Regions from separate parts of the Homo sapiens genome. Here region 2 is linked to region 1. A link is a loop called in an ENCODE intact Hi-C map of the cell type or tissue named here. Cell type or tissue: IMR-90. All regions are shown on one strand. Links, peaks and the distances in the headings refer to the core of each region. The heading gives the core; the rest is flanking DNA.

The links. Hi-C counts contacts between places; a loop is a spot of excess contacts. Peaks named below come from ENCODE experiments on the same cell type or tissue, not always from the same donor. Only the 100,000 strongest peaks of a DNase experiment are listed, where the experiment ranks them.
Region 2: a loop joins it to region 1, with 3 times the contacts of the local background. A loop is called at or near these places in 2 of 110 quality-filtered maps.

The regions. Positions count from the first base shown.
Region 1 is chr9:14,425,732-14,432,461 of GRCh38, reverse strand. It overlaps a transcript of NFIB not described here. Among named protein-coding and RNA genes, the nearest start is that of TRH-GTG1-6, 4.9 kb to the left of the region's middle. In IMR-90, for the core only: a CTCF peak has its summit at 3,502 (motif pointing right); a DNase peak (open chromatin) is centred at 3,501; H3K27me3 peaks cover 992 bases.
Region 2 is chr9:14,210,088-14,214,087 of GRCh38, reverse strand. All of the region lies in intron 2 of NFIB (nuclear factor I B), which reads left to right. Among named protein-coding and RNA genes, the nearest start is that of NFIB, 100 kb to the left of the region's middle. In IMR-90, for the core only: no CTCF peak of the experiment used is centred there; a DNase peak (open chromatin) is centred at 1,807.

The sequences.
Region 1 (6,730 bases), core at 1,569-5,568:
ATTCAATGGTCACAAGCTAAAGAAACAACATGTACTGATTTAGAGAGAACCATGTACCCAGGAATGGGTGTAGCAGGGGCTTAAGAAACAATTGGAACTAGGGAATAAAAGATGACCAGAACCAACTATCTCCATCTCACCCCATATTTCTTTCTGAATGTTGCCTTTATTCTCTGAGACTGACTTCTACATGGCAAGAAACATGGCAGCCAGCAGCAACTCCTGCCTTTTATATCTGAAGCATTGTCTCCAGCAGGAGATTACCTTAGTTACTGCTCAAAAAATACTAGGGAAGGATCTTATTGGCTTACCTTTGGTCAGGTGTCCATCACTGGACCAATCAACTGTGTACATGGGGAGAGATATATGTAGCATACAAGAGAGCCTCTCCATTGTCTTGAGGCCAGTCTCACAGTAAGAGCATTGCTAGCCCCAGAGACACCTCAGTTGTCTCCCTCAGAAGCTTTTCCCACTGCATGAGTCAGGCACACCATTTGGTGGCTACTTCCACCAACCCATGAGTTCAGTTGCCAAACTACTAACAAATTTACTGCCTTGTTTAAAAGAAAAGCAGTGGGGGAGGGGAAGTCAGAATATGACAATCAATCTGGACTCAACTTTCTGCATAGGGACACAGGGCAACTGCTTGGACCAGGGGAGCACTTCCTGTTTTCTCTCCTCTGTCTCACCAAGAGAGGCCTTTTTCCCCTGGATGACAGTGCTCCCAACTTAGCTAGGAAAGAGCACAAAACCTTCCTGACTCTACCAAATAAATCAACTTGAATTTGGGCAAGTTATCTAAGCTCTCACAGTAAAAAAAAAAAAAAACAAAACAAAAAATGGTGGAGAGAGGGGAGATGATATTACCTTGATAATTAAAAGAATAATATACAAACAAACAGAAGCCACTTAGAACAGGAGCACATGGTAGAAATGCAACACTGGTGCCTGGCAGGCATGCAACAAATCATATTTCTTCTTACTATTTTAAGGCTGCCTTGTGCACTCACCCACCATCCAGCCTCCATTGATAGACTCTCTAGAGTGAGTTTTCCATTAGCAAAAGGACTCTTTACCATTGACTTCAGAAGTTTTTTTTTAAAAAATGTGATTAAGTAGACTACAATCCAGGGGTAGAAGAAGAGTCAGGATCTACTGAGTGGCCAGATCCATGTCCAAGTTTGCAGTCCTGGTTCACTCTTCATGAGGTTATTGTGACTGAGTGTCATAATAACCAATGGTTGTTTTCATCAACAAAGAGTTTGCTGACATTGGGTTTCCTTCTTGCTGTTGTTAAAATGTGTTTTTACTCTAAAACCAACACAACATTGAGTTAGTTTTCAGAAATGTTAAAGCCCAAGTTATGAGAGAAAATTCTAATTTTGAATTACATTGAGAAATTATCTGCTTTTAAATTTTGTAGAATCATTTGAGAAATATCTCAAAGGCCCCATTATTTCCATGCCCATATTGTCTATATTTTATACCAAACGTAATACCTGTTCATGAAACATCAGGGAGACTATGATATAATCTTACAAAAACTGTCTCTCCAAAATGTCAATTATAAAGCATTTCAGGGCCGGACGTGGTGGCTCACACCTGTAATTCCAGCACTTTGGGAGGCCGAGGTGGCTGGATCACTTGAGGTCATGAGTTCAAGACCAGCCTGGCCAAAATGACAAAACCCCCTCTCTACGAAAAATAAAAAAATTAGCCAGGCAAGATGGTGAGTGCCTGTCATCCCAGCTACTTGGGAGGCGGAGGCATGAGACTCACTTGAACCTGGGAGGCAGAGGTTGCAGTAAGCTGAGATCGTGCCACTGCACTCCAGCCTGGGTGACAGGATGAGGCTGTGTCTCAAATAAATAAATAAATAAATAAATAGCATTTCAGGGAAAAGGCAAGCCATTCTCAAACTAGATTCCTTGACAAGTCTTTAATGAGGAAACATTAGAAAAAGGACAGAATCCTGATTTTGATCACATGGCTTTGACAACTGTAGTTTTCACCAGTTGCATTGTCATTCCCTGGATCCGTTTATTCAAATTATAACATCATTTGCTCATTGAAAAGTCAGGAAAGCTTTTTTTTTTTCTTTTCTTCCTCAGAGTCAACTACCATGGCAAGAAGAAGTCTTAATTCGCTGTATAATCTGTTATTTTCTGTCCCTCGTGTTGGTGTAGCAGCAGTCAGTGATCTACTAGAGTTTGTTCAAGCAAAAAAAATTTTACCCATGTAACTGTAATTGAGTACCTGAATTAAAAATTCAGAACTACATATGCTTGCTTTATTACCATAAGCTTATGGCTTTACCTAAATGCCTCTTTCTTGCTTGCTCCCTCCAGTATAGTGGGTCAGAGTTATCTTCTTAATCTCCACCATTAACCTATTGAATTGGAAAGGGTTTATATTACAATATTTTCTATGCCTACATTTTAGTGAGCTTTCATAAATAAAGGAAATTAACATTTATTTTCTGATTAAGTCATAAATTGAATTCAAAGTAAATTAGTCATACAATGAATACTCTCTTATTTAAAAACCAACATCTATTCCCAAATTATGAAGAATAAGTGGTTTTTTTCCAATAAAAATATGCCAATGCATAGAAAATAATTTATTACATCAGAATCTGAATGGATGGAATTCACTTTCAGGGAGTACTGCTGGCCAGAGAGGTTGTTGCTGCAGGCCCCATGGTAGCAGTGGTGGGGAGGCGGCGCTCCTAAGGTGCAGGACACTGGAGCAGCAGTGGACCCAGAGTGTCAGCTGGTGGTGGCTTTGCGAAAAGAAAGTGCTTACCCACCAACAGCTGCTGCAATTTCATCCACAGGATCCGAGAATTGAGGGATGATGAAGGGACTATTTCTTCCCTCTGTAGCTCAGCCATAGGAAGCATGAGACATTGACAATTCTGCCGGTGCTCCTAACTGTTATGTTATCACTTAACTAGTAACATCACCCTTAAAAGCTGAAGATCTGTGGCAAGGCCTGGAAATGTGGGCCTTGCAGGGAGGAAAATTCTGACAAAAGCTAAATCTGAGACAAAGCTTTTCTAAAGAGACCTGGATTCAGATCCTGCCTTTGCCACTCTTGACTCCTTGACTTTGGACTTGACCTCTTTGTACTTTGGTTTCTTAGCAAACCGGAGAGATTATGTGAATTAGGTAAGGGGATGTATATCTGGTGTGAATCCTGATGACCAGTACTCCCCTTCCCTTCCTTTCCTTTCCAGAGCCATAATCTTTGTTCTATGTTCTTTGTACGGACTTCCCAGCATACCAAAGTCAACCAAAAATAAACATGCCTTGGGTTGTGCCACTCTGATTGGCAGCAGCTGTAAGACGTGCATGTCTTCACCTAAGCTCTGTCATTTGATTGCAGGTCATGCGGCCCCTAGAATGGTGAACTTGTGTGTTCCAGTCCCTCTGATAATAAGCAAAGAGCCAGGCAGGGAGGTCCCGGTCAAGACGCGCCGGGATAAGCGAAATTGCCACTAGATGGCGCTGCTTTTTGTCGTTCATCAAAGACCAGGGGCTTTTTCTTTCTTTCTGTTTTTTTCTTCCAAGGATTCCTGGCCCAGGGTGTCAGCATCCAGTATCCTAATCTTACCAGACGTCTCTGTTTTCTGAAGGGAGGTCCTATTTTCAGTGTATTATCAAGATCAGAGGACCAGACTCCACCTGCAATCTGGGGGAATTACCTCAACAGTGTTGTCTTTATCCAGAGGTGATTTTAAAAGAATATACTGTATTTGAATGTCAACGTTCAAAGGCTTTGAGGCAGAAAATTCCATTTCAAAAGAAAGTGTGATTAATGAAGCCACATAAATCCTGTAGAGGCTGGAGCAATTTCAGAAATCACACCATGCAAATCAAAGAAGCAGGTTTTTCTACATCCTCTCTCACTTTCTCTTGTTCTTATTTCTGCACCATCTCAACCTTTCCTTCCCTCTTTCTCTTTTGCAGTTTCTTGAATGCACGTCCCCCCAATCTCCAAAACATAAGGGAACTTGATCAGAAATCCTAGATACAGCTAGCTTCAGGCTCCGACCTGAGCCATTTCTCCTCATTCTTCCCCCAGGAGATTCAAAGAGAGTTGAGGCTGTAGCATTCAACTCACACACCTCACTACTTGCTTATAAAATGGATTCAAATTCTGGAACTCCACTTGGTCCAGTCTTAACAAGATGTTTTCCTTAAAGAAAAAGCTAGGCCAGGCACGGTGGCTCATACCTGTAATCCCAGCACTTTGGGAGGCTGAAGTGGGAGGATTACTTGAGCCCAGGAATTTGAGGCCAACTTGGGCAACATGGTGAAACCCCATCTCTACAAAAAATATAAAAATTAGCGAGGTACGGTGGCATATGCCTGTAGTCCCAGCTACTCAGGAAGCTGAGGTGGGAGGATCACCTGAGCCTGGGGAGGTCGAGGCTGCAGTGAGCCGTGATCACACCGCTGTATTCTGGCCTGAGTGACAGAGTGAGATCCTGCCAAAAAAAAAAAAAAAAAAAAAAAAAAACAACTGAATTAAAGAATAATGTAGATCTGTACCTTTTCTAGAAGAAGTGGCAGGGGAATTTTAGAGACTGCCCCACAAAGAAAGTTACCCAAAAATCCCCTTTAGGCATTTCTTTGTCTATTTCAAATTTCCTGCTTATACCAGCTGCTAAGTGTGCCACCGACTCTCCTCTGGGTTCTCCAACCAGTCACTCTTCTATTAGCCTTCTCCACTCCTGCATCCTGTTCACATTCCCCGTCCCATCCATAAACATAAGCTCTCTATTCCTTGTGCTAGGAGTCCCCTCAGCACCCTGGAGAGGGTGATTGCCTTGGCCCAGTCTATGTGGGCTTCCAAGCTGAGCTCCTTATCCAGAGTAACAATGTATCAAGTTGTGTAGTGTAGCATAGTGGAGTGTAGTCCAGTGATTGAGCACATGAACTCTGGTGACTGATTCCTGTGTTTAAATTTAAGCTCCACCAATTACCTGCTTGATGACTTTAGGAAAGTTACTTGGCCCCTCTGTACCTCAGTTTATCCTCATGTAAAATGTAGATAATAATAGTATCTGCCTAAAGGGTTGTCACGTGGACTGAATAAGCTAATATAGGCAAAGCACTTAGAAGAGTATCTGGTCCAGAGAAAGCACAATACAAATATTCACTATGAGTATTATTATTATTACTATTATTACCATTATTGTATGCCACACATAAAGATGAGTAAAGAGAGTATAAGAATGAACAATGTATTATCTTTGCCTCCATAGAGCTGTCAGGCTAATGGAAGAAACTGTTAAGTCAATCGGCACTTGCAATCCATCATGATAAGATTATGAAAAAGAAAGCTACAAGTATGATAAGAGTACACATATGCATTTAACCCTTAGTTGGGAATCTAGAGAAGACTTCTTTTTGGCACTGAGACCTGAAAGGGGCCATGGAGTAGTCCCTTTCCAGAGACAGCTACCAAAACACACATCTTTTCTGGCTTTTGTGGGAAGGACACAAGCAGAAAAGAGGGAATCTTCTTCATATTTCTGCTGGATCTCAGTATGGCTCCAGTGCAGTGAGGTCTGAAGGGAACTCAGCACCATTTTACAACTTGAGAGCTTTGCATCTTCAGGAGCTGTCAGAGGTTCCCCAGGCAGGGAAGTAGGACTGTTCCTGAGCGATGTGATATGGGAGGGGCCCATATCAAAGCAGTCAGAGAAGGAGGATACAAATGGATTTATTTCTGAATGTCCTCCTGGGTGCTCCTGGAAATATTCTGGCATGTTCAGCTAGAGGAATGGTTGGAGGAAGGGCAGAAGTTTGGTAGGCTTGATGAGCTGGTTGGGACAGAAAAATATAAAGACTTACAAACATTGGGAAAGTAAGTTTTTCCTTTTTTCTGCTTTTAAAGATTCATAAGATATACAGTTTGATCAGTTAGCAAACATATATTACATGTCCGCATTGTATGAAGCACCATAAAACATGAAGATACAACAATGAAAGCGAAGGTTCTCAATGAGCTTGCAGTCTATAGGAGAAAATAGACATGCAAATCAGTTCACTTATAATCCAACAAAATGTGTCATCATAAAAGTATGAGAAAAGCCTCATGGGATCACAGAGGAGAGTATAAAAACTACAAAGCCATGCCACCTGCATCTGGCCTGTAGAGCTCACAGTGGTGGAAGGGCACAGAGTGCAGGATAAAGACAGGGAAAATCATGGAGTGATTAGTAAGATTATCATGCTATGAACAGAGCGCTCTGATTTTTTTTCTTTAAGCCAAGAATTGCCATAGAAATTTAAGAATCTTCTTGAGTGACAGTTTAGGAGGATTTGGGAAAACTCAATGGCAGGACCACTCTTCCATTCTGCCAGCTACCTCCATCTCCAACGCATTTCCAAAAAAGGCAGAGTAAAAAGAAAGTAATTGAATAGAGATGGAAGAGGTAAGGAAAAGAAGAAAGGACATAGACCTATGAAGAAAGGTAGCTGTCATCAAACTCTCCAAGGAAGACTCGTTTTTCTTCCTTTAGTCAAAAGGAATCCATAGGTGAGGTTCCCCCTAGAGCATCTACTGAGGTGCAGAGCCTAAGTGTATTTCATTCATTCATTCAACTATCATTTATTGAATGCATATTATATTAAGGTGCTACTCTATGTGTTGGGAGAAAGATGAATGAAACTAGGTCTCTGTAGTGAAGTAGCCCATGGTCCAATCAATCAATAAT
Region 2 (4,000 bases), core at 1-4,000, 220 kb after region 1:
CAGAGTGGGGAGTAATAAAGAAGGGTTGAGGAGGGCTCTGCTAGAAATATTGGAAACGAGACCTGATGCATAGCCCGAAGGTGGCATCGATTCTTAAGTAAAATGATGTGAGGTGAAATGAGGGGACTCTTCCCCCCTTAAATTTGGAGCAGTGGGAGTTGGGGGTATGTTTACAAACCACTTCTGGAATGTTGAGAACAGAGGCAAGGAAGCATGTGATAACAGTTCCTTACAGTTTTAGGACACAGGGAACACATTTTCCTAAGAGCACAGATGAGGGACATAAAACTCAGCCCAGCAGCTTGGGGTATCAGGAAAGGCCCAGAAAGAGATCCTGAGCAATGCATCTGGGTGGAGACCTGGGTGTCCACATACTGTTATTCATTTAGCACTTTGGACTTTATGCTAAGGGCTATGGGGAAACCACTGAAGGCTTCTGGAGAGAAGCTACATCAGACTTTCATTTTCTGAAGTATTTCGGTTTCCCATGTTACTGTGTAGCAGTGGTTCCCAAAGTTTGGTCCCACGACCAGCAGCACTGGTCTGACCTGTGAGCTTCTGGGAAATGCAGATTCATGGGCCCTATCTGGACCTATTAAATCAGATCTCTGAGGATGGGCCAGAAACTCTGTTAGGACAAGCTCTCTGGGTGATTCTTGTGCATGTTAAAGCTTAAGAACCACTGCTGTGGAGAATGGATGGTGGACCTGACTTAGGAAGTGTTTATTACAGATCCCTTATGTGACTAACAAGGAACCTGGGGGCCCGCGTTAACTTTCCAAAGATCAACCTGCTGGTGGATAGGTAACTTTCCAAAGATAAGTAACTTTCCAAAGATCAACCTACTGGTGGATGGTAATCAAGAAATACCAGTTACCTGACTGTGCCCAGTCTTTCTGCCATGGAAACTTCCCAGGCAGTGAGAAGATTATCATAGCATTTTAAAAAGAAAGGTGTAATTATATGCTATATTACCTTTCAGAAACAGCGCTTACAAAAATACGAATGGAAATAGGCAAATAATGTAGTGCATAAACATGATTGATGTATAATTTTTGATTTTATCACATTTTATATGTGATGCATATTGTGTTTGTGTGTCTCTGAGACTGGAATGGGGAAGCAGGAAGTAGCTGTTATCTTAACTTAAGCTAATTATTCTCTAAGCAGTGAATTTACTAGGGCTATGACCTTGGGTAAAACATTTAATCTCTGTGAGCCTCAATTTCCTTATCTATGAAATGGGGATAGTAATATCTACCTAACACAGTTGTTAGCGTAAGGTGGCTTATGTGAAAGTGTTTTGTAAGTTGTAAAGCATTTAAAGCATTATAAGTGTGAGCAGTATTTTTTTATCATATAACTTAAATCCAATCATCTAGCAAACATTTATTAATTATATTATGTGAAATATTGTAAGTGTAGAGTTTTAAACATGTTTTTTTTTTTTCCCAGAGGAATTATAACCTTTTGAGATGATTACCTAAATTATTCACACTATTACTCAGTGGTGAACCCATTCAAACAATATGGACAATTTTATTAGAAATTCCCAAATCTATATTTTGGATTGAATTTAACCTAGTTGTTAGTTGTTTTCTAACCTTGTTTTAATTTTTATTTTTAGTAGGGATACTTAAGCACATTGTGACATGGTGTACTGTACTTTAGTATGTTTAATGTTGCCCTTAAGGAGATCATTCAGTTTAATAATTAAATGAGTATATAATCATTTGTATAACCTTCCAGGAAAGCAACAAAAGTGCATGAGCAATTTCTAAGTAAAATTAAGTCAGTGAGTGGTTTATGTGACTCATCAACCTTAATGTGAATTGGAGTAGTTTTGCTTTCATCAATTGGAAATAAGTATTCTAATTATTTGTATGAGTCTTTTGGTTGCCCAGTTAAGCAGTTAGATGTTCCTTACAGCCGTAGGCTAGGCTTTCTCAGGGATTTATTAATTTATGCCTCTTTCATGTTAGAATGGTTCATTTTTAAGGAAAGTCCAGTTACCTTTAGAGATGACACTTATTTTATGATAAATGGCAACGTATTTGCATTAACACTAAGGCCATATTCCATTTCATATGGGCTAAATTGCAGCTACCAATAAAACCCAGTGGTACATTATTTTGATGTGGGTATTCTGGTCAGTGGAGAGATCATTCTTTAAACGCTTTAATCTTTTAAATGTCTATTCTTTCTAGAGGCTGAAGAGCTTTCTAAAGTGTATACCTCCTTTATTGAAAGTACAATATTCATGTCACAACTCAAATCACTTTTAATAACAATATGCTATACTGTTCAACTCTGATTTCCTTTTGGAGTCTACGAGAGGGCTGACGTGGAGGGGCCCACCAGCTGGGGAAGCACAGCTCAGACGGCCCCGCAGGGTGGATGGCACAGAATCTGATATAAACGGGTAAACTTCTGGCCATTGCCCTGGTCACCAACTCCTTTGACTTGTTTTGTCCCTGGCTCTGGATTCTGTCTTCTGGATTCAAATTGCAGTTTGTCCAGTTCCGTGCCTTGAGTAACTATACTAGTATTTTTTTAAGGTAGACAATGGGAGTGGTCAAAGCTTTTATCTATTCTCATTATTTTTCAGCACAGTGTCATTTTAAAGTGAGTAGAATTATTTTTTTAACTTTGTTTCTTAACCAGTGTAGACCCAATTTATGTATTCCCTATATCCTGTTTCTGTGCATTTCCTTGCTGTTTCTTACTATCGATCTAGGATAAAATGTATTTCTTTTAAGAAACTTCCCAGGTCCATTCATATCTGAATCCAGGATGTTTTTTGAGTGCAGTTTTTAAAATTGAATTCTAATTCCAGATTTTAAAAATAGCCCAGGTAATATTACTGTTAATCACACAGAAAAACTATTTTTGAATACAATATTGTAGAGGATTAAGCTAAGAGCACTGTTGTTTTGAAATGAAAAATTTTAATTTTACCGCAAGTTTTTCCAGGTTGCAGTGATACTTAACATTGTACAAATACATGTATGTAATTAATACTTTAAATTTTTAGGGAATGATTGTTGAGTATCTGGCTTTCAGTCCAAACAGAGACAAAAATGATCATGTATACAGAGAAGCAGAAATTCAGTACGGTTTCAACCTATTAATTAGACTTTCCTTTACTTTCCTATAATCAAAGGTGAGTAACTTCCCAGAAAATCCACAGTGTACAAGAGATGCGGCTATTTTGATACATATTAGCACTGACACAAATGAAATTTGAAATGGGAAGTTTTTTTAGGACTCAGTGATGAATGTTTACATTTGAAAGTTAAAAATTTTCTTTCTGTTTTTTTCCAGTAAAAATTCAAAACAAATTAAAACAGTGAATGATGTTTTCTATTGTACTTATAGTAATCATCTCTTCTGCTTGAAGTTTTATTATTTGGCCATATAAAGTGACAGATCATTGTAACCAATTTGTGGTTTTAACCATCAGAAGTAATTGACTAACGATGCTATTTATATTTGGTTAGGGATTAATGGAGGGGTGTGGGTGTGTGTTTGTGTGAGTGTGCACATGTGTGTATGTATACTTACATTTTAGCGTATTTTCTTCGTAAGTGAAGTGCCAAAAACAATTTGTAAAGCAATTCTGTTTTTTTTGGTGTTCTCAAACTCAAGGGTTTTAATCACTTTTTAAGTTCATTTTTCGTTATTTTTAAAGTTTTGAATTATTTTTTGCAAAAATCTTAAAGTAAAAAAGAACTTTTATCTCTAGAGTGGAACAGATGAAAAGGGTAGAGATCTTAACCACAAAAAATGTTTTAAATACCCTCTACATTTACTACTTTACACGTACAACTTGGATGCCTCTCTATATATTTAGTTTCATTCAAGTTTTCCAGTTTTCATTCTAAAAAGGAAGCAAAATACAGAATCCTTTTTCCAAAGGAAAATGTTTGTAGTGTCATGAAAAATGAGAACAGATGGCATTGTAAAGCTTTGGGGAGATGTGTAGCGCTTCAATTCAAAT